Regions from separate parts of the Homo sapiens genome. Here region 1 is linked to region 2. A link is an interaction called in ENCODE POLR2A ChIA-PET data of the cell type or tissue named here. Cell type or tissue: OCI-LY7. All regions are shown on one strand. Links, peaks and the distances in the headings refer to the core of each region. The heading gives the core; the rest is flanking DNA.

The links. ChIA-PET counts read pairs that join two places held together with the same protein. Peaks named below come from ENCODE experiments on the same cell type or tissue, not always from the same donor. Only the 100,000 strongest peaks of a DNase experiment are listed, where the experiment ranks them.
Region 1: POLR2A ChIA-PET joins it to region 2 with 25 read pairs; 2 of 35 experiments call an interaction of 5 or more read pairs at or near these places.

The regions. Positions count from the first base shown.
Region 1 is chr3:30,616,878-30,629,355 of GRCh38, forward strand. The region is part of intron 1 of TGFBR2 (transforming growth factor beta receptor 2); the gene reads left to right. It also overlaps the pseudogene KLHL25P1. Among named protein-coding and RNA genes, the nearest start is that of TGFBR2, 17 kb to the left of the region's middle. In OCI-LY7, for the core only: no CTCF peak of the experiment used is centred there; no DNase peak of the experiment used is centred there; H3K4me3 peaks cover 810 bases; H3K27ac peaks cover 1,819 bases.
Region 2 is chr3:31,398,489-31,410,966 of GRCh38, forward strand. No RefSeq gene overlaps it. Among named protein-coding and RNA genes, the nearest start is that of STT3B, 130 kb to the right of the region's middle. In OCI-LY7, for the core only: no CTCF peak of the experiment used is centred there; no DNase peak of the experiment used is centred there.

The DNA.
Region 1 (12,478 bases), core at 3,130-5,629, 780 kb before region 2:
TAGAGCTCACTCCTTCCTAAATAAAAGGCTTACTTGGTTTTGGTGGTAATATTATTCCTCTTTGGTTAATTATGGTATTTTCATTCTCCCCTTCCTCTGAATTGGTTAAAATGTCTGTGAAAATTTTTCCTAAGGTAGAAAGTTATGAAATGCTTTGCTATGCCTAGGAGATGTAAAGCCTAAAGGAACTTTCATATTTTTTGGGAAAAAAAAAAAAGGAAACTTGTCTAGATATAATTAGTGTTCTGTTGCCTTTCAAATATTTCTCTACCACTTTTCTTAAAATATTCTCAGAAAAGACAGAATTTGCAACAGATTGGCAGTTTTCAGACTGCTGTTTTAGGCAGGGGAGTAGCTGCCGCAACCTCTAATTGCATTTCTGTAGAGTTTGCAGACACTTGTTAGCGTAGACTAGGAATCTTTCAACTTTTGCTGTGAGTGACTACCTTGTTACTACATATCGGATTTGCGTCTCATTCTCTAACGCTCATAGTATTGGGGAAGAAAAAAAGACAATATGATATAATTTGTCCTTCAAGTATGTGAAAAGGAAAAAAATCTAATAATAACATTTTATGTTCATTATTTTGGAATCCCTTAAGTTATATCATTATAAAATAATCTAACAATCTCAATACCCCTGGGCACTCTTACTTTTATTTTTATAATTTATATTGTTAGAATACATTTCTATTCTCTTAGGCCTTTGTTCATTCTACTTTCTCACTTCTTTAGGAGCCTCATTCCTTCCTGAATATTACATTTTATGAGTTATTATATGCATCAAGGCCCAAAGCTTGAGCTCCAGCATTCTGACCCCGAAAATGATGGTTTCCTATCATCTTCTGATAACAGCAACTGAAGATGTTCTAATACCTTGCCGCTTACAGGAGGTCTGGCATCACTGAGAATTTATTGGAAATGAGGATTGTGGGTCCTCTCCCCAGACCTACTGCAACAGAATGTACACTTTCACAAGGTCCCCAGGTGATTCCTGTACACATAGCAGTTTGAAAAACACTGCTGTAATAGCATTAAAGCATGTTCCAAAGAGTAGCCAAATGATCTGCAGTGGTTTTAGTGGATCACATCAGGCTTGTTTCTGTCAATAAAGAAGAGGAGAATTCAAGGAAGAGTTGGCTTAGTTTTATGAGAGTCTTTTGACTCTTCCTAAGCCGTTTTAACTAAAGCTAGCAGAAGACAGAAGGCACTGGTAGCAAGTCAACTAAATGAGTCAGTTTTTAACCAGTCTGTTTCCCCAGTCATCCTTCATGAGTCTTTTGTCCACTGATTGTCCATCCCTTGACCATGGTGAACTGTAGAACCCAAGGACCCATTTCTTTTTTCTTTCTTGTTTTTTTTTTTTTTTTGAGATGGAATCTCGCTCTGTTGCCCAGGCTGGTGTACAGTGGCGCAATCTCGGCTCGCTGCAACCTCTGCCTCCTGGGTTCAAGCGATTCTCCTGCTTCAGCCTCCTGAGTAGCTGGGATTACAGGTGTGCACCAACACACTTGACTAATTTTGTTGTTGTTGTATTTTTAGTAGAGACACGGTTTCACCATGTTGGTCAGGCTGGTCTCAAACTCCTGACCTCGTGATCCGCCCGCCTCGGCCTCCCAAAGTGCTGGGATTACAGGCACGAGCCATCGTGTCCGGCCCCAAGGACCCATTTCTATATCGAACTCACTGCATTAATCATGTTTACCTCATTAGGCATTTACTCACAGATTGCCTTGACATATGTAGGCCCTAATTCATTCTGGAGCTATTATACCACAGCATTTCTTAAAATAGGTAGCACTCTGCTCTATACAAAGTAGGTACCCAATAAATTAATGATTCGATGACAGGTTTTCAGGAAGTGGTTTTACTCTTCAACATTTTTTAATCCTCTTTTGTCTTGAGGAACTTATTTGTCTGATGCTCAGTGAAGACCCAATAAATTTCTCTTGAATTGCTCAACATTTGTTTTAGACTTTTCTGAGAGTGCCACTGTAGGCTTTTTCATTGATTTGCTCCTTTATTTTAATATCATAAGGCAGCTTTTTGTGACTTAGTTACTTTTGTCTTCCAGAATTATGGGTCCCTGTCAGTTATTAATGCTCTTAATTAACAGTAGCCACAATAACCAGTCCTTACAAGCAGTTTCTGATGTTTCCAAATAATTTTATTTTCTGACTTTTTTTTCTTTGCCTTTGACATCTGAACTATACTTGGCAAGAAAAAAAAACATAAAAACTTTCCATTGCAACTCATATCTCATGGTGATTCCTGTTGCATCAAATCTTAAGTTATCCATCAGAAAAGTTACGCAAAATCTATAACCATTTGGTTTTATTTTTGCCCTTGAATTATGCTACCGTAACACAAACCTGAACTCTTATATTTGTCATCTGTAAAAATCACCTAATTGGTCTCTGCTTATGGACACCCTTTGTTCTTTCTCTGTCAATAACACAGGCATTGCCCTCAGTTAAATCTCCCCCCAGATGGCATTTTGAATAGCTGGCCTCTGTTAGAAAGCCTTCCATGGATTTTATGAATCCTAGATCATCACATGGCCTTCCCTTTCTCTTTGAGCATGGGGGCTGCCTCAGTGTCCCTTGGCTCCTAAGAGAGTGCCTTGTGCTGATGGGACACAGGACCAGTTTGATGACTACGTGCACAGATGAAGCCAAACCTCTTGCCCATCATCTATTCCACCCTTCACATCCCTCATGCCCTGGTTCCACTTGAACCCAGCTGCCTCACACATCCTTTTTGCTTACAAATTTCCTAGCTTGTGACCATTCTCCACCACCTCCCCCCAAGTTTTACCATTCTCTATTTGTGCCCTACAACGGCTCCACCCTTTGAAATAACGCCTGGTCTAAATGTTACTTTTTCTAGTGGGCCTTCCTTGATTATCCATCCCACTGTGATTCCTTTTCCTGCCCATAGCCTCTCCGACAAGCCTTGCATTCTCATTCATATGACCTTGTTTGCCAAGCTACCTGTGCTGTCTCTGTGTGTTTTAAACTATTTTACTAGCCAGGCGTGGTGGCTTATGCCTGTAATCCCAGCACTTTGGGAGGCCGAGGCGGGCGGATCACGAAGTCAGGAGATCGAGACCATCCTCGCTAACACGATGAAACCCTGTCTCTACTAAAAGTACAAAAAATTAGCTGGGCGTGGTGGCGGGTGCCTGTAGTCCCAGCTACTCGGGAGGCTGAGGCAGGAGAATGGCGTGAACCTGGGAGGCGGAGTTTGCAGTGAGCCGAGATCGCGCCACTGCACTCCAGCCTAGGCGACAGAGTGAGACTCTGTCTCAAAACAAACAAAACAAAACAAAACTCTTACTAGAATGAAAACTCTTTGAGGGAGAAACTTCTGTCTGATTTTGCCATAGCTCTTAGCACAGATTCTCACTAATTCTGTTTATGTGTTTTGTTTGTTGCTGTTTGGAATTCATTGCTTTTAAAGGCCGAGGAAACTTGCTTTTAGATCCAAGGCGGGGAGTGCTATTTTTTTTTCTCCCAGATGGCTTTTCACCACCAAGTGTAAATGTCAATGGCTTAAAGCCACCTGTAGTATTGTTTGACAGAACCATAGGCTTATGGAAAATCTCGTATGATCTGCTTTGTGTAAATTGTTCTTTACAGTGGAGACTTGCTCTGTCTGCAGTCTTTAGTTTCTGTGAATTTTGGGGAGCTGTGGTGTGTGGGTGTTAAGGTTAATTTTCCATCCATCACTGGCTCTGCCTTTGATTCATTTATTCTCTCATGTGTGAATCTTTTGCAGAAGGCTCAATGCATTATGACTATAGAGACCAGGCAAAGTCATAAAGTAAATCACACCATCTCACGCAGGACAATTTTTTGTCACTCCTGCCTTTTCTCTTTATGAGTCATAGATGATTTCAGTCATTGGGATTGCTGGAATAGGGATGGCTGAAGGGGTCTTGGTGCAATGAAGAGTGCCTGAAGATACTCTTCTACCTACCTGAGGGTAAATAATCCCATATTGCAAAGGTGACCCCTGGTTGTACTTTTTGGAAAGCCCTGTTAAAATGATACATGCTAAGGAGACTTAAATATGAGGCCTTTCTTACCTGGGTGCTTAATAGGAGTGGGTTTCTAAGGATGGTCTTGAATTTGGCCTTCAGCCTTCTCGTCCACCATAGTCCCCATCCATCCTGAATAAACATGCAGTCTAGGTACCACAAGTAGTGTTCTCTTGTGCAAGCACAGCTTCCAGCTGTGTTGCCTGCCTCCCTTTCAGCCAGATCATCACCCATGTAGCCACTCCTCTATGGGAATTCTGGAGCTACCACTGACATCACATTACATAGATTTGGACTGGTAGTGCCCTACCTGCTCTATCTATAGAGGAAAAGGAGATGAAATAAGAATTTTAATATTCTTTTTTTTTTTTTTTTTTTGAGACAGAGTTTTGTTCTTCTCACCCAGGCTGGAGTACAATGGCACGACCTCAGCTCACTGCAACCTCTGCCTCCTGGGTTCAAGTTATTCTCCTGCCTCAGCCTCCCGAGTAGCTGGGATTGTAGGTGCCCACTACCACACCTGGCTAATTTTTGTATTTTTAGTAGAGACAGGGTTTTGCCATGTTGGCCATGCTGCTCTTGAACTTCTGACCTCAGGCAATCCACCCTCCTCGGCTTCCCAAAGTGCTGGGATTACAGGCATGGGCCACTGCACCTGACCAGAATTTTAATATTCTTAAGTCTTAATATTCTGTGGCACTTATTGGAAATGGTTGAAATATAATGCTTTTAATTTAGCATGTCATTGGTTCACTCTCAAAACTACTGAAAAGCACTTATCTTTCAAGATTTTAATGATGATGTTGGTGAGGACGTTTGTGGTAAGTAGATAATCACTTACATTATTCAGCACTTTACAAAGCATTTTCACAAACTCTTGAGTATTGGTTGTTATCAGTTTATTACTGAGATGCCTGTGGTGTCTTCAGGGGACAGGAGAGAATATGTTAACTTCTTGAATAACTGCTGCAGCCGTAGTTAGCCCCCTATGAGCCAAGCCTATTGGCTTTGTTACTCCCAAGGTATAACTTATTTCATATATATAAGCAACTTGACTAAGTATTAGATGTCTGTGTAAGCCATTTTCTGTGAGTCAAAACAATTTTGTTCTTCCTTATGTCTTTCTTCAGAGGTACATCTTTAATAAGTTCTGGGAAGGGAAGTGAAAAACAATGCTTGACCTCTGATACAATGTACTGTTTTGATTATGATCAGCACTTTAATAAAATTTATCATCAAGAAAGTCTTTGGAGTGAGCCCCTGAAAAGCTTGGGAAAGTGATTGATATGGTGTCACTTTTCTTAAATTACCTTCCCATGTTGCTTTAGATGACCAGGGAGGCTAACTTCACTCTTGTGCTCTCTAAATTGAACTGTCCTGAAGTTTTAAGAAAATGAAATGATCAGACTCAGCAGTTCAAGATTGTGTTGGTTGATAGCAGCCACTTAGACCTCAGTTCACTATGGGTTTCTGTGTACTTTATTGGTGGTCACCAAGATGCAATGAAAGGTCCTGATTTTGTGAACATTTCTGCCCACACCCTTCTTTGGTACATACCTTTTGAGAATATGTAAAATGTCTTTCATTGTTAAAATAGCTGTTAAATAATATTAAAGGCAAAAAAAAAAGTCATGAAAATAGTCATTTGCGTACTTCTTCAGGCAGATAGAAAACTAGTACCAGCCAGTGCAATGGCTCAGGCCTGTAATCCCAGCACTTTGGGAGGCCGAGGCAGGCGGATCACGAGGTCAGGAGTTTGAGACCAGCCTGACCAACATGGTGAAACCCTGTCTTTACTAAAAATACAAAAATTAGCTAGGAGTGGTGGGACACGCCTATAATCCCAGCTACTCAGGAAGCTGAGCCAGGAGAATCACTTGAACCCAGGAGACAGTGGTTGCAGTGATCCGATATCGCACCACTGCACTCCAGCCTGGGCAACAGAGCGAGACTTTGTCTCAAAAAAAAAAAAAAAAAAAAAAAAAAAGAGAAAGGAAAAAGAAAAAGAAAAAGAGAAACTAGTACCAGGAAAACAGAAAAAAGAAGTGATTTGAATAATTTCAGTATGATTGAGACATATGGGTGAAAGATCACCAGAGGGAAAAATGTCTAGTCTGATAACTTTGAAGAAAACATATTGACCATGTCTAGTTATAATAATCTTTTAATAATCTCACAGTAATAGAAAGCTTCATTATTTTCAAAACAGTTTCACTTTCCTGTCATCTGTAATTTTAAAAACAGCTCTCTGAGATGGATATAATTATCCTGTTTTACAGATGTGGAAATGGAGGCCCAGAAAGATGAAATCATCTGCCCCAGCTGTAATAGGACTGCCCATCCACTGAGACATAGTAAAGTATCATTAATTAATCTTTTCATCATTTTTCTATTTTTAGTCATGCTCCCTCACTGCTTAATTTGTAAGTAAATCTAAGATAAAAATCTATAGTCTCCTCGTATTTTCATATTTTCATAGCTAAATTGTTAAAGAGGCGATGGCAGTGTACTCATCAGGAGACTTGTTCTTGCCTCGAACATTAAAAGCCCAATTTAAGACTGGAGAATTTCTTCTTTGAGGGTTTTGTCCACCCATCATAAGAGATTTCAAACTATGTAATGAGTCATTTTACTTTTCCCCTTTTCTTATGGGGACAGCTTCTCTTTAATACACCGTGTGGTCTGCCCTCTTGGAGGTTGTGTCACCATTATCAGTAGACAAATGCTGCCATGTGTAAAAGGCTATGCCAGTTTCTGCAGTCCTGTAGTTTTGCCCCTCACTAGAACTTCAAGTTGCTTAACCTAATCAGGAATACGGGCATCTTTACATAGGAAGTGCACTTCTTCATCATATAGACATAGAGGTCAGGTATTATTATCTTTGGCTTCCTTTCTCAGAAATTCTTAAACATGAATGTCTGAATAAACATACAGAGAAGAGGTTGGGCGCTGTGGCTCATGCCTGTAATCCCAGCACTTTGTGAGGCCAAGGTAGGTGGATCACCTGAGGTCAAGAGTTCAAGACCAGCCTGACCAACATGGTGAAACCCTATCTCTACTAAAAAATACAAAAATTAGCTGGGCATGGTGGCGGGCGCCTGTAATCACAGCTACTCGGGAGGCTGAGGCAGGAGAATCGCTTGAACCCAGGAGGTGGAGGTTGCAGTGAGCCGAGATCATGCCATTGCACTCCAGCCTGGGCAACAGACCAAGATTCCATCTCAAAAAACAAACAAATAAACAAAATATAGAGAAGAACAGAACAAGAAGTGTTTTGAGTAGCAGAACACGACTCACACAGACATCTAATATTTAGTCAAATTGCTTTTATATAAAAGAAGGTATACATTGAAGAGCAACAGAGCCTACCTCTATGACTGACATTTTCAAAGAAAATGGCTAAGAATCACTTTGATGGCCAGGCACGGTGGCTCACACCTGTAATCCCGGATCTTTGGGAGGCCGAGGAGGGCAGATCACGAGGTTAAGAGATTGAGACCATCCTGGCCAACATGGTGAAACCCCGTCTCTACTAAAAATACAAAAATTAACTGGGCGTGGTGGCACGTGCCTCTAGTCCCAGCTATTCGGGAGGCTGAGGCAAGGGAATCACTTGAACCTGGGAGGCGGAGGTTGCAGTGAGCTGAGATCGTGCCACTGCACTCCAGCCTGGCGACAGAGCAAGACTCCGTCTCAAAGGAAAAAAAAAAAAGAATCACTTTGATTAGCAGAAACTATTTCACTTGCCATCATAGAAAGCTAAGCTATACTTCTGCTTTTCTACTACTAGCTTTATATAAATGTTATTTTTCTTGCAACATAAAAGAAAAATTGAGTCATATTGTTTTATTTAATTTTTCTTGAAGAACACATTAAATTAGCTCTCACACTGTGGTGTGGACTTCTTTCTGTTTTCCACCAGTGTTCTTCAGGGTGATTTTTCCAGTGGGCTTGATTAGGACTGTGTGGATCATTGTGATGCTTTGTTCTCAGTGGGGATTTTCCAGCAAAGATGAGCTTCATTAAACAATGACTGGGTTCATGGATTTATAATTGGAGTGATTTTCTTCAAACTGTAATAAATTTCAGTGTTACCTTTTTCTGAACGCCCTTTTTAAAAGGGATTCCATAGCAAGTCTTCTGGAATAATACCTTTTATATAATTCTTTAAAAACTGTAATTTTTACATACTGATTCCTGTTAAGGCAGATGTTATTGTATCAAGAAAAGACTCAAATTTTGAACATATTAAAAATAGTGTTTCTTCAGATCTGGTGGATAGGTGATGCTCAATATATATTTGTTTAATGGAATAAAAAAAGAAAAATATTAAAGATCCTAGGAAGAGAAATTAAGTTGCAGGGATATATTGCTTGTGTAACGTCTGTTTAGCATTGCAATTTTCTGAAGGGAAGGCTATCCACAACTGTTAATTCTGATCTAAGGAACTATTTCCCTTCTTAACTTCTTTGCTAGGTTATCTAAAGGGAGATATGCTTTCTCACATTTGTTTCCTTGAACTTACTTTTAATGTTGCCTTGTAGGGTCAAAACTTTAGAAATACAGCTTTCTCAGGAAACTTGGTCCTCAGATCTTTCAGACATTATCTTCCTTTAAGCTTATTGTCCTCTTGGGAATTGGCAAAGGATTCCCACCCTTTAAAAAGATAGGAAATTGTAAAATCCACACTTAAAAATTAATCTAAAATTATTTTTCAGGAAGAATTTATACAATGGCAACTAAATGCCCTGCAGCCAATTATGTTTATGATTCCTGCCTCATCTCCAAATGGTACTAGAGTTTGAGTCATATGAGAAAATTAATTGGGTTGGGCTTGATTGTACATGTATATGTATATAATAATGTTCTGGTTATAATGCAGTTTGCAGTTTTTCTAGTTACAGCTCAAGGCAAAGATGAGAAGCAACACCTATGGGCCTGACTGCCTCTGTCCAGTACTACCATGCCCCATCTCTAACTACTACATTTTTTCCTATTGAATTCTCCAGTCCATGTAGCATAAGTCCCTTCCTGAACTCAGTTTATTTTTCTAACCCTGGCTGCACGTTAGGATCACCTGCGAACTTCTAAAAGAATTCCAAAGCCTGAGCCAAGCACCTAGAAGTTCTGACTCATTGCCCTGGGGTAGGACTTTGGCATCATTATTGTTTTAAAAGATCCCCAGATGATTCCGATGTGGAACCATGTTGAGAAACACTAATCTAGCCTAACCCAGTGAGGTTACAAATGAAGAATTTCACCAGAGAGGTCAAAGTACTTGATTTCCCACAGCAAAGAAATTCCATTTACTGGGTTGAAAACTCCCATCTGTTGACTTTAAATCCAGCATAACAAATATGAGCAAGGTTTTAGAAGGTTTTGGAAACTCATCTGCAGAACAGAGCAAATACAGGCCTATCTAAAAGCATACCTCACAGTAAAGATGGTTAAAAACCAAAACCGGAGGAGGCAGAGTACTCTTGGTGGGGCTGGTAGTGGGGGGAATGGATGATTTTCCAAAAGAGAAAACACTTGACCTGGGTCTGAAAGGCTGGGTATGATTTAAGGCAGGCACTATTGTTCACTTGTTAGCCCCAGGGCCATGCTACTCCACTTCCTTCAAGGAAACAGAGGGAAGCCGGCAAGTGGCTGCCTGGGGTGTGTGTCCACACACCATATAGAGGCAGTTCTTCAGCTCTGTCAGCCATGGCCAAAGCAGGCAGTATTTGAACCACCTTGGACCACTCCTGAGGGGCAGCATCAGACACCAGGCATCCTTTCAGACACCATTCTTGGAGTCTCTTCCCTCCATCACGTAAACCTCACAGCCAACAGTGAAGGCACTGAACTCCTTCCAGGGGCTGAGCAGGCTGCCTTGGGCATGCTCTTCTTGACCTTAAAATCCACCTGATAGATCTGGTAGGGAGGTAGAAATTTTGGTGGTAGGAAAGCCAGCAATTATCAGGTCAAAGGGTTTCTGATAAAAGGAGTTATTCAGCAGAAAGGTAATCAGATTATGGGAGCCTTAAGTGCCAGTTTGGGCTAAATTCTCTGAGTCACTGGCAGATTGTAAGTAGGGGAATGACGTAATAAAACCACTGCAAAGCCAGGAGTTTGTGATGGGAAGATAGGAAATCCCTTTCTTTTTTTCCCACATGGGAAATAAAAATCTAAAGATGTGTGGGGAAGCTCCTTAGAGTGCCAGGACTTTCAGTATCCCCCAATTTATCATTAGGTTCTGTCCAGACCTCGTTCCGCACACAGTAGCCTAGAGACACCTCTGGAATAAGGTGTGACAAAAAACAAGGAAATAAATTTATTAATTTTGGAAAATGCCTTCTTTTTCCTAGGCCTCCCTCATAGACATTTTCCTGACAAGTCCCCACTTCAGGTTTCAGAAAGAGATGCACCATCGTTTGGAATTCTGAAGAAACTCAAGTTTCAATTGAGCTGAGTCTCAGTGGCATGTATTTTATTACATCTAATGCCATTTTAATGTACTTGAAACTGGGGAGATGAGGGCAATTGGTACACATGTGTAAACCACTACAAAAAGTTCACCTGAGTGTAGAAGGTAGCCAGTAGCCTAAAAACCCTGTATTTTGGAGGCTGTTACTTCATAATCTCTATTATGAAATTGGGAAAAATTATGTAATTATCTCTCTAAGATGGTCTTAGATCCACTGTTCAATAGAACTTTCTGCAGAGATGAAAATATCTTATACCTGGGCTGTGTTAAGGTTTAAGGACAGCACTGGTATAAGATATTTTCACCTTTGCAGGAAGTTCTATTGAACAGTGGGTCTGAGACCATCTTAGATGATACATGTGGCTTGAAACGTAGCAGGTGCAAATAAGGAACTGAATTTCAAATATAGATATATTTTTATTTCAGTTAACTTGAATTTAAATAGCCACAGGTGGCTCTTGGGTATCATAATGAATAGGGCAGTTATGGAGCATCATTAAAGTCCCCATTCTTCTCAAGTCCCAAAGAGGTCCGTTCAGGTAATTTCTTAGCACCTATAATCACAGTGGGACAGATTAAATTACTTGTACTTTTCCATTCCTGTGCTTTGGAATTATAGGCTGTTTCTTTGTCCTGGAAACCAGATAGTCTAATGTTTGTGGAAATACTACTTAGTAGTGCACTGCAATTATAATACTTTATTGTAGGAGGATGCAGCCAGGCCTTTTTTTTTTTTTTTTAATCATCTGTGTTTTTAGTTTTAATCTTAAAAGGATTATAAAAATAGTACTGCCTTGTGGGAGAAAAATATGCTTAAAGTCTATGAGCATGGAGTGGTAGGGATTATAAACCGTTACAAACTTCTCCTGGAAATTCTGGGGAAAGGGAAGTTAAAGCGGCCAATAGAAATCTCCTAGGAGAAAACTTGCCCTGAAGGGATGCTTTTAATTGGGTTCAGTATTTATCAGAAGAACCCTGCAAAAGTGGTTTCCCTGAAGGCATTTGGATTTTCCCCTGTGAATAAATTTCACCCACCTTGGTCACCTCTGTGCTGTATTCTCCTAGAAACTCACCTTTATTTGGCATGCTGTGACTTAAATCCTCCAAAAAAAAAAAAAAGCCTTTGAAAAAGCCTGTGGGTTTTTTTTTTTTTTTTTTTTTTTTTCTCTAAAATGTTAATTTCCTTTCTTTAGGCTTGTGTGGGCTTTGACTGGAAACTTAATCTGTGTGCCTGGGCTCTGCATTAGGTTTCAGTCATTGAAATGGGGCTTAATAAGAATTACTTGATACCTTAGGAGTCAGACGAGCCTTACATTTATCTTGGGCTCAGGGATTTGCATTTTGAGAGGTTGTGCCAGCTGACATGAGCCTTTACAGGTTTCAGCTTGTTGCAAACCTAGTTGGGTCCATTTCTCTCACTTCTGAGACCTTTTGCTGCTGCCACTCATAGCTAACGTGTTTTCCATGGAACACTACTCCTTGTCCCTAATTGTCTTCTCTCCCTACCTCAGCAGTGACACTACAGACAGCCAGTCATTTAATACGAGACTCATTCCTTAAGAAGTTGGGATAGAACTTTAATTACACAAGGCATCCAAGCCAGCAGTCAGGGCCCTTTCCAATGCGATTACTTTTCAAGCTCTGCCCTGCTTCTCCTTCCATTTCCCTCTGGGCCTTCGTTTTCAGATCTCCTCAGAAGCCGAGGAACGCAGGTCCTTTTGAATTTCTTTAGATCAGTGTTGTCCTATAGGACTTTCTGCAATGATGAAAGTATCCTGTCTATTCCTGGCCACATGTGGCTATTAAGCACTTGAAAATGGCTGGTCTGACTTGGAACTGAATGTATGATTTCATTTAACTTTAGTTAATTTAAATTTATAAATCCATGTGTCCTCATGGCTACTGTGTAGCTCTATCTAGATTATGCCCTTGACTTTTGAACAATGTGTCTTGGGAGAGTTCTCTTG
Region 2 (12,478 bases), core at 3,434-5,933:
CTTTTTAATGATCGCCATTCTAACTGGCTTGAGACGGTATCTCATTGTGGTTTTGATTTGCATTTGTCTAATGACCAGTGATGATGAGCTTTTATTCATATGTTTGTTCACCACATAAATGTCTTCTTTTGAGAAGTCTCTGTTCATATCCTTCGCCCACTTTTTGATGGGGTTGTTTTTGTAGATTCTGGATATTAGACCTTTGTCAGATGGATAGATTGCAAAAATTTTCTCCCCTTCTGTAGGTTGCATGTTCACTCTAATGATAGTTTCTTTTGCTGTGCAGAAGCTCTTTAGTTTAATTAGATCCCATTTGTCAATTTTGGCTTTTGTTGCAATTGCTTTTGGTGTTTTAGTCATGAAGTCTTTGCCTATGCCTATGTCCTGAATGGTACAATCCCAAAATTTTAGTAGCTAGTTACAACAAAGCTATTTATTCACATCCTCTGTTTATCACAGATCAGATGGGGTAGGTGCTGCTCCCCAGATCTTCTCACCACAGAATTCAGGCTAACAGGGCAACTGCCAATTCCAGTGTTTCCAGTTGCCAATGGAGGAGAGAAAAAGAGTGTTCTGGAAGTTTTCACACCTGCAATTAAATGCTTCAGCCTAGAAGAGATATAAGTCACTTTTCCTCTCAGCTCATTGGACAAAACTAGTCATATGGTCCTTGCAACCACATAAGGTCCAAGAAATACAATTCTATTGTATACCTAGCAGGTGGAGAACAGGAGGAAATACTAAGCAAAAGGCACTAAAGATTCAAAGCAACCTTGCCTTTGGCCAGCCCTCCCAATCAAAGAGAATATGCTGCTAACTGTATACAGACAGGCTCTCTGGACCATAGGACATAAACTTACCTCGTCCAAGGCTCACCTGAGTTCTTGCCAAAATTAATCAACAGAGACACTTCCCCTTGCCCCATCATCCTGTCCAATAACAGTCCATTCACACCCCAACTACACTGTAGCCACAAACTCTCCACATCCTCTCTTTCCTCCCTATCACTTCTACTTCTACTCCCCCAGTATTGAAAAGATCAAAAACCAGCAAAAGGAAGTTAGAAGGCTAAGAAGACTGTCTGTTACAGAAACTCTATAGATTGCACAATTGTACCTTTTAAAGAAAGCAGATGAACTAAATACAGATTGTTTAACACAGAGGCAAGGGTCATTAGACCAAGTGAAAGAAGGTAGAGGCTCAAAAAATAACTGATGCATGAATGAATTTACGATTAGATAAATCAATGAATGAAAAGCATGATGTGCCATCCATTTTTCTTTTCTTTTTTTTTTAACTTTCAGGTTCAGGGGTACATGTGAAGGTTTGTTACAAAGGTGAACTTGTGTCATGGGGGTTTGTTGTACAGATTATTTCATCACCTAGGTATTAAGCCCAGTGCTTAATAGTTACCTTTTCTGCTCCTGCCCTTCCTCCCAACCTCCACCCTCAAGCAGATCCCAGTGTCTGTTGTTCCCTTATTCGTGTTTGTGAGTTCTTATCATTTAGCTCCCATTTGTAAGTGAGAACATGCAGTATTTGGTTTTCAGTTCCTATGTTAGTTTGCTAAGGATAATAGCCTCCAGCTCCATCCGTGTTCCAGTAAAAGTCATGAGCTTATTCTTTTTTATGGCTGCGTAGTATTCCATGGTGTCTGTGTACCACATTTTCTTTATTCCATCTGTCATTGATGAGCATTTAGGTTGATTCCATGTCTTTGCTATTGTGACTAGTGCTGCAGTGAATATTCACATGCATGTGTCTTTATGGTAGAATGATTTATACTCCTCTGGGTATATACCCAGGAATGGGATTCCTGGGTCGAATGGTAGTTCTGCTTTTAGCTCTTTGAGGAATTGCCTTCCTGCTTTCCACAATGGTTGAGCTAATTTACACCCCCACCAACAACGTATAAGTGTTCTCTTTTCTCCACAACCTTTTCAGCATCTGTTATTTTTTGACATTTTAATAATAGCTATTCTGACTGGTATGCGATGGTATCTCATTGTAGCTTTGATTTGCATATCTCTAATGATCAGTGATGTTGAACTTTTATTCATATGCTTGTTAGCCACATGTATGTCTTCTTTTGAAAAGTGTCTGTGATGTCCTTTGCTCACATTTTTTTTTTAAGACGGAGTTTCATTCTTGTTGCCCAGGCTGGAGTGCAATGGCCAGTCTCAGCTCACTGCAACCTCTGCCTCCCAGGTTCAAGTGATTCTCCCACCTCAGCCTCCCAGGTAGATGGGATTACAGGTGCCCACCACCACAACCGACTTTGTTTTTTGTATTTTTAGTAGAGATAGGGTTTCACCATGTTGACCAGTCTGGTCTCAAACTCCTGACCTCAGGTGCTCCACAAGCCTCAGCCTCCCAAAGTGCTGGGATTACAGGCATGAGCCACCATGCCCAGCCCTTTGCCCACTTTTTAATGGGGTTGTTTGTTTTTCGCTTATAAATTTGTTTAAGTTCCTTATAGATGCTGGATTTTAGACCTTTGTCATATGCATAGTTTGCAAACATATTCTCCCATTCCGCAGATTTTTTGTTTACTCTGTTGCTAGTTTCTTTTGCTATACAGAAGCTCTTAAGTTTAATTAGATCCAAATTGTCAATTTTTGCTTTTGTTGCAATTGCTTTTGATGTCTTTGTCATGAAATCTTTGCCTGTTCTTGTGTCCAGAATGGTATTGCCTAGGTTGTCTTCCGGGGGTTTGGTAGTTTTGGGTTTTACACTTAAGTCTTTAATCTATCTTGAGTTGATTTTTGTATATGGTGTAAGAAAGGGGTCCAGTTTCAATCTTCTGCATATGGCTAGCAGTTATCACAGCACCATTTATTGAATAGAGAATCCTTTCCCCGTTGATTGTTTCTGACAGCTTTGTTGAAGATCAAATGGTCATAGGTGTGTGACCTTATTTCTGGGCTATCTATTCTGTTTCATTTGTCTATTTGCCTGTTTTTCTACCAGTACCATGCTGTTTTGGTTACTGTAGCCCTCTCATATAGTTTGAAGTAAGGTATTGTGATGTCTCTAGTTTTGTTCTTTTTGCTTAGGATTACCTTGGCTATTCAGGCTCTTTTTCAGTTCCATATGAATTTTAAAATAGTTTTTTCTAGTTCTGTGAAGAATGTTCTTGGTAGTTTGATAGGAATTGCATTGAATCCATAAACTGTTTTGGGCAGTATGGCCATCTTAATGATATTATTCTTCCTCTCTGTGAGCATGGGATGTTTTTCCATTTATTTGTGTCTTCTCTGATTTCTTTGAGCAATGTTTTGTAATTCTCATTGTGGAGCTCTTTCACTTTCCTGGCTGGCTATATTCCTAGGTATTTTATTCTTATTGTGGCGATTTTGAATAGGATTGCCTTCCTGATTTGGCTCTCAGCTTGGCTATTGTTGGTGTATAGGAATGCTAATTTTTTTACATTGATTCTGTATCCTGAAATTTTGCTTAAGTTGTTTATCAGCTGAAGGAGGTTTTGAGCTGACACTATAGGGTTTTCTAGATATAGGACCATGTTGTCTGAAAACAGGGATAGTTTGACTTCTCTTCCTATTTGGATGCCCTTTATTTGTTTCTCTTGCCTGATTGCTCTGGCTAGGATTTCCAACACTATGTTGAACAGGAGTAGCCACCCATTTTTCAAAGTCCTCAAATATACATTTCCTTTTATTGCTGTTTTATTTATCTTGATTTAGACAAGTGGGGCTCTCCTTCCTTTCTTGCCATGTTCCGGTCTTAGCTAAACAACAAGCTCTGTTTCCTTGTGGTCCCATCGTTGGCTTGACAACTTGATTTGGATTACCAGTGTTTATTACTCCACTTCCTCTTTCCTTCCTCTCTATTTGCAGTCAAGGTCTTATAACTTGGCCCCTTCTTTAAATTATTCTGTAACCTAATTGACCTATGACTATCCAAGCTTCAAGTTAGCCCTTTTCAAAGTCCCCAGAAGAAAGGATCTGGTGACATAAACACACCAGCAGTGAAACAATGATATTGACAAGTAGAAAGAAAGTAACTGGTTATTGTGAAATGCCAGATGCATGTGCACAGAGTCCTGCAGGTCCAAGCCAATAATTGTTTTAAGTTTGTTGTTTCTCTCTCTCTTTTTTTTTTCCCCTTTTCTTTAAGACAGAGTCTCACTCTGTCACCCAGGCAGGAGTGCAGTGGTTCAATCACAGCTCACTGAAGCCTCAACTTCCTCAGGTTCAGGTGGTCCTCCCACCTCAGCCTCCTGAGTAGCTGGGACTACAGGCACATGCAACCACACCTGACTAATTTTTTCTATTTTTTGTAGAGATGAGGTTTCACCATGTTGCCCAGTCTGGTCTCAAACATCAGACCTCAAGTGATCCATCCGCCTTGGCCTCCCAAAGTGCTGGGTTTACGAGCGTGAACCACTATGCCCAGTTCATTTTAAAAAGCATTAATGAAGCAGGGGGTTAGCAGTCAGTATTTTTCCTTTTTCCACACATGGTTATGTGCCCAAGCACTCTTGATGCAAGTGGCATAATGAACTATGATCAAGAACCAGTCATTTGTCCATTTAGGCAGTTCAAGTGTCCAAGTGGAGATTTGTCACTTTCAAACCAAAATATCTACTTGAGTATTAAAATATTAAAACCTCTCCTGAGACAGGGCTAGGGATAGAGTGAGGATATAGGGAATGGGAGTTAGTCTTTATGCTCTACAGAGCAATGGAGTCATTTTTTTTTTTAATACCGTTAGGGGAAAGGAAGAAGAAGAAGAGGTTCCCAGGTCAGCAGAAAAATTTTGAGTCAGAAATTGTAGAACCAAGCCTCGGAAAGGGCAACATAAACTTGCTTTGAACACAAATCAAACATCATTAACACACCAGATGGCCATCTGGGTTGTCTGTATCCTATAACATGTCACTCCTTGCTAGGTGCTCCAGAGAGATCATAGATTTCTATTTCCATTTCTATTCATCTGATATTCTTGGCAAACAACATAATGGAGAAGAGAGAGTGCAGACCGCATAGAAGGAAAAGGATCTTTCTTTGCCCTTTCCATGTAGGCAATATATTCATGATCATGCACATGTGTATTGATGACAATATGAGACAGGCACTCAACTAAGAAGCACTGGAAATATAGCTGTGACCAACACAGACCAAGTCCCTGACCTCAGGCAAGTAACATTTTAATGCAGGAGAACAGACAATAAGCAAATAAACAAATGAATAAGGTAATTTCATGTGACAATAAATGCTAGGAAGAAAATAGAATATTGTGATTTTTAAATGATATGAGAGTTAGATGTAACTTTAGATAGAGGTCAAGTGAGATTTTCTAAGACAGTGTCATTTGAACTGAGACCTAAATGATAAGAAAGGGAAGAATAAGTACAAAGCCCCTGAGGCAGTAATGAGTTTGGTGTGTTCAAGGAACTAAAGGAAGGTCATGTGCTGGGGAAGTGAGGAGGGGAACGATAGGAGATGGAGTTGGAGCAACAAGCTGAATCCAGGTCATGTGCAATCTTAAAGACCAAGGTCAATATGCTTGAATGTCTAAGGGTATGCGTAGTATGGTTGTCCCAAGTCAGAGTTAGGATAGTGAGCATTGAGTCTGTTTTCCTATATGTCTATTCTATCCCAGCCTCATTGTGTAGCAGCTGGTGAATGGGGGAATTCTCACATCTTGTTTTGTTATAAAAAAAAAAAATTATTCTGTTCTACATCAAGTTTCCTAGGAGCCTACCCCAAAATAAGGATTCCTGTATAAGTAATTTATTAATGAAGTGTGCCCCTCAAAAAAGCAGTAAGGGAGGATGGGGAAGTAAGTTAGAAAACGTGTGGAAACTAGGGAAGGGAGAAATCTCAGGCAGAGTCCCACAGGTAGGGCTGCAACCATAGAGGGAACACTCCAAAGCAAAGATATTTAACTCAACATCTCCAGGTTGTCCCAATTTGAGGTGAGAAAGCTGGCTTTCATGGTCTCACACTTGAGAGTCATTGACTAAAGGCCGTCCCAGGAAAAGTGAGTTCCAATGTCCTGGGTACAATTCTCAAAAAAAAAAAAAAAAAAAAAAACACACACACACAAAAATACTGGAGGTGGTAACTGTTGGAAGCAAAAGCACAATGAAGTGTATGCACACAGACACACATGCACACACACACAGGTAAAATCAGATCTAGAGGGTCTGGTAGACCACTGCTATTATCCACTATACATCCTAACTGAAATACCTAGCTTCAAAATATGGTGTCACCACTTACCATCTCCATGATCCCAGTTTTCTTATCTATAAAACGTATATAATCATAGTGTCTACCTTATAGGATTATTCCAATGATTTAAATAACAATAATGCCTTTAAAACTCTTAACACAATGCCTAGCATATGGTAGCCACTCAGTAAATGTTACTATTTTTTTCACCTAATCAGGCATACCAAAAATAAAATCTAATGGAATATTTTCCCACTTATTGCTTTTTCCATACTCACATGAGATCACAAAAGCTCCACTGATTTCCATGAGCATAATAGCTTTCAAATAAGGTCAGTTAGCAAGCTAGAGGATTATCCTCAAAACCTTCGAAGAGAAATAGGACTGCATTCCCACCTAATTATACATCAAGGCATCCTTAAGAATCTCTCTTCCCACAGTGGAGGACTAGGAATATTCTTAACAATAACCAAGGAATGTCATTAGCTGTCATAAATAGATTTAGAAATCACAGATATCCAAAGGATTTCAACCAAATTCTTTATATTGGAGTTCATTATGGGTAATAATAGACATGTGGCTGCTTTGTGGACTCTTGGATATATTTCACAGCTTCCACAATTGCATTTCAAATGCTATCCTACTTCCTAATAACTAAGGTACATGTTCACTTCAGCAAAAATTTTTTTAATCTTGATTAAAGGACCCAATGTCAAAGAATCTCTATTTAGCACTCAACAGGAATTTGAACATTTAATCATGTTCATGCCTTTCATCATCCCGCTTCCCAGCACCTACATTTTGAGCTGTTTCCAGGTTGGCCTATTTCTTTCCATCCATTAAAATGAGCCCACAAGAAGCAAGGGATGACCTAAGTACAAGAATTAGAAACTAAACTCAGTAAGTGCAAGTCCTATACAGAGCAAGATAGTACTCAGCTCAGAGTCTAGTTGGAAAGGAGAGTAATAACACTCCAGTCCTTGAAGTCAGCACAGTCTATTTAGCTGGAATTTCAGGGCCCATGACTGATAAAGATTGTTTGTGAAAAGTAGTTGGCTGAGATGTATTATCCTCCATGGTTTTCTCCCTTTCCTTGCCAAACCCCGTGAAATTCCAGTAAAGGAATTTTTTAAATGTGTTAACTCAAAAGGACAAACAGAGCAGAAGAGGAGACAGCAAAGGGATAGAGTTACAAGTGGACTGAAAACACAGCAATTAAGTAAAAATCCGCATTCTTAACTGTAGGAACTTTAGCCTCCTTCTTCCACCTGCCCCAAAATGACAGTAGCAAGGCAACTTATTTCCCCTTCATCCCACGCCATTATGGAGGCTGGATTCTTCTCTGCAAAAGCTGACCAGCACAAATATAAGACCTTTCAAGACATGTAGCACTCCCCAAGAAAAATATCTCCTTCATGAAACAGAGGTAACTATTAACTCCAAGAACAACCAAAATTGTATTCAGATGTGACCATAATATACTACTTATCTCAGCAGTGAATGGCATTTGTAGTTTGAAACGATGTAAACACCAGCTCCTTGAAACCAAAATTGTGATAGATTGGGTAGATGGTGGAGAGGGGAGGTGGAGACAGAAGGATCAGAGAAGTGTATACAGCAGTGAATTTCTCAACTATCTTGCAGGGAATATAAAAAATAACATAAAAAAATCATAAGATTATTATTTGAAATGTGGAGGTACATATTAGATGTAATTTCTAAAAAGAATTGAAATGGGTTATTTCTGGAGACTGAAAGTAAAGGATGAAGAAAGGTGAAAGAGAAGGTCACTTTTGATGTAATAAATGTTTTAGCACCAATTTTTTAAAAGATTATAAGCCAGTTCAAAACTAAACATCAAAAACATACTCAGTTCTCCAGAAAGCAAAAATTCAAATCAAATAAATAAGATATCAAGCTTACTTTAGGCTCAGGTCAAAAAGTATATATATTGTCCTTTCAGTTTTGATTCTCTTTGATCATTTTTGTACACACACACACACACACACACACACACATCACTCTTTATTCAAACCTCCCTAAGATGTGTATTCTTATGTTTCTTATTTTACTTTTGATCCTTTTGATTCAGTATCAACATTGTAATCCAGTTGTTGGTCTTTCTTGTAAGATTGCCAAATAAAATAAAAGATGTCAGTTAAATTTCAATTTCAGATAAACAGCAAAAGTTTTTAGTACATCCCAAATAATGCATGAGACCTACTTATACTAAAAATTATTTATTGCTTATCTGAAATTCAAATTTAATGGGATTCTGTATTTTTATTTGCTAAATCTGACAACCCTATTTTAAGGATTATCTCTGTCTATATGCACTGCACATTTGCTTCTGAGTTAGTCCAAACTGCAGCTGCCTTTTTCCATCACATGTTCCCTGTCTAGCATTCCCAGCTCCATCTTGAGCCATCATTTCTTTAAGCCTTGTCACTAGAACTGCAAGGCTCTTGTTCATCCTGAAGAGGGTACAGCCTCTGCCTTGCTGGCCTCAGCCAAAGGGTGATGCAGAGACGGTGGTATTTCTTTTGCTGCCCTGTATTTAGACATCTGCCACTGACCTACAGTCTGTGACATTGTAAAAGATTGGTGACACTTAACACAGAATAATAAACATGACTTCGAGTAAAATTTAAAAAAAAAAAAGGAAAGCTTTCACTTGGGGTCCTCTCATGGAAAACTCCAGTTCCTGGCTTACTTTTTTCTCTCATGGTCAAATAGTGCCACATCCTCTTCTAGGCAATAAAACCCACCACCATTAGTCCTTCAGAATATGGGCCCTTTCTCCCCTTTAAAAGAACTTAATTCCTCACAGTCTTGCCCTTCTTCTACTAGAGGACTTTATTAGGATTAAGAATCCCCCCAGCAAAGAGAATAATGTTCTATATCTTGATTGTGGTGGTGATTACATGAGTGCACATCTTTGTCAAGTTTCCTGAATTGTACACATAGAATGAGTGCATTTAATAATATATTAATAACAAGTACCTCAATGAAATTGATTTTTTTAAATATCCCCTAGCAGTACTTTTACTAAATCATGAGTTAATCTTTTTGGAATCTAAAATAATGCCACAGAGATTTCAGCAGCACGGCCCAGGATTTTCTTTTCCAAGTTTGGATTTCCTCCAATTCTGGCCACCAGCATGAAGTGGAAATATGTCTTCATTTGTTCCTTGTAGCGTTCTACCCTCCTGTGGGTACTTTTGAATAAAACACACACACGCACACCTCAAAGAGTATACAATACAGTTTATCTGAATATCTTATAGAAAGGAAAATTATTTAGTAATGAACTCTTTATGTAGCTTGGAGGCGTGTGCAAGATATAGCTTGGAAGAACAATTCAGTCAAGGCAAAATTATGGGCATCTTTATAAAAATGCACTTGCATATGAAACAATATTAAAAGTGGAATTATATTAAGCAAGAATATCCTCTGAACTGTTATACGTGTGGTGGGGGAGGTGGAGTTGGGGACATTTGACTCCATCAGCTTCTTACCATTAAGAGTTTCCTCCAACTGTTATAGGTAGTGTGGTGGAGGTGGAGCTGGGGATTTGTCTTGAGAAATAGTCCTGGATTCTGGAATTTTCTACCCAACCCAGGGAAAATTCCATTTTCAGCCCAAACCCCAATCAGGAAATGATTCTTCCTAAAAACGGGGAACAGCTAAAAAAAAAAAAAAAAAAAAAAAAACTCCTCCTTACTCCACAGCCCAGAAAACACAAACAGGACAGAAGGCTTAGTTCAGATAGAGGGACCGGAAGAGTCTGAACTCCACCCAGAGAAAAGTCTTTTTTGGGTAAGGAATTATTTAGGGCCAGGCATGTTGCAGATGACATAGGAGGGAAGCAAACCTCTTAAGCAAAAAGTGGGTACTTAGAGTGACCCTTTTGAAAGCACGTACACAAACTCTAACAACTTTCTGTGAACTTTAATGAACAAATGCTTTACTACTAAAATGAGAGAAAAAAAGAAATAAGATACTCTAATATTAAACCAAGACAGAGCAAAGGTTACCCAGCAAGCAGAATATCAAAAGAAACAAAGAAAAGAGGTTGATGTCCAGCATTAGAACAATAATAGTAATAGTGACAACTGTCTTGGGCACCCACTGTGTGCAAGGACTATTCCTAAGCACTTTATCCTCATATCATCCTTAGTAGCAGTCCACCCCAAGGGCAGAATCAGGGGACAAGGCCCACAAGACCCTGGAAATATGCCAAGTATAAAACCTCAGGTCAAAAGGTCACACCACACACTTGTCTTTCAAGTCACCTACTTAGCCCTCTTCCAAGTATAATTATCTTCCTTTTGTTCCGCTCTAAAGCTTTCTAATAAGCTTTCACTCCTGTTCTAAAACTTGCCTCGGTCTCTCCTTCGGCCTTATGCCCCTCACTTGAATTCTTTCCTCTGAAGAGGCAAAAAGTGAGGTTGCTGCAGACCCGTACAGATGCGGATTCATCGCTGGTAACAATAGTGCTTAGTTAGGTTCTTTTAGGTTGCACGGACTAGGCACCTCCAAGTTACTTTACAATTATGCTTTTAAAACTTTCCCACCAAATCCTCCTAACAGCTGAACCTATATACCTCCAGAGGCTCTGGAAGCCATAATATTTTTTCTCTCTCTCTTCCTTACCTATTTTTCATAAACAACTTTGCTGAGGTGTAGTTTTCAGACTGTCATATTCACCTGTTAAATTTACAACTCAACGATTTTTAATAAATTTACTGAGTTGTACAACCATCACCATAATCCAGTTTTAGAACATTTCCATCATCCCAATATGATCCCTCATGCCTGTTTACAGTTAATCTCCATTTTCACCACCTGCCCCAAGCAACCACTAATCTGTTTCTGTCTCAGTAGATTTGCCTACTTTGAACATTTTATATAATTGGAATCGTACAATATGTGGTCTTTTTTCATGTGGCTTTTTTCCCTTAGTGTAATCTTTTTGAGGCTTATCCATATTGTAGCAGATACCAGTACTCAATTCTTTTTACTGCTGACTCGTTTTCGCTGTATGGAGCCATAGCCTTTTTCATTGTTTAGCAAATCTGAAAAAATATTGAAGCCTCAATGTTTACCTTTAAAATTTATTCAAGTGTTGTATATGTCTGTGTTGGCCTTAATATGCAGATGTTTTAAATGACATAGTTTTCTTCAAATTGTTAAGAACTTAACTGTTACTCCGGCTCATTTCAGACTTCATTGGTGTGAAAGATAGAGCCTCGGGTAATGGAAGTTAATTACAGGGAAGCCCGCAGAGAAGAAAAGAAGGCAGGGTAGGTGAATCTCAAGCCTTTGTCTAAGTTACCAATCACAGGTCCAAGCAGTGTGGCTGAGTCAGCAGAGTCGCATGGGACCAGGAAAGGCAACACTAGGCACTAAGAACTGCCCGTAGTAGACTTCCTGAGAAGCAGGCAATGGAGTTTCGTGACCCTCTGTCCCATATATTTAGAGTTCTCATTTCAAAGTCTTTAGTCATTCCCAAACTAATATTTCTGTAATTGGCTTCTGAGTTCCAAGATAAAGATGCCCACCAGGTACTGGTATAAAGAGATAGGAGAATGAGGCGAACCATCATGACAATTGCAGTCAAGATTTTGAGGACTAGAATATTGAAAAAAGTGAGCATCTCTCTTTAAAAACTATTGTTTTAATAAAGGATTATTTCTGCTATATAGAACAAGTAGCTACCTCTACCTTAATATCCCAAAAGCTTACTCTTAAAGATAAGCCCTTTTTTGCATGTTCTAAAGCTCTTTTTGTTGACTTTGTCAAAACTTGGAACAACCCAATGGGGCTGTTAATTAATTCCACAGATGATCAACTTGCTCCCTAGCTGAAGTTCTATTAAAAGCACCATCAACTCACCACCAAACGCTCCCTAGCTGAAGTTCTATTAAAAGCACCTTCAACTCACCACCAAACGCAAAGATCTTGGTTTATAATGTCATTTTCCAATAAAAGAAACCAAGGCTCCTTGGAAAAATAGTTGATTCTAGAACTGGGGCAGGAAATATACAGGATGAGCCTGGAGCATTTTGCAGTACCAGAAAGTAAGGAAGTGCTTAAAATAAAATGATGAGGGTACGTCAAGGGACACAAGAGCCAACCTGAAAGATCTCCCAACAGCCAAAATCAGAAAAATTTGAGAAGCAAAATAAATAATGTAGTACTGGATTAAAATCCAAACTGTAAAATAAATATCCATGAGTCCCTACTGATATAAATAAATTATTGAATAAATAAAC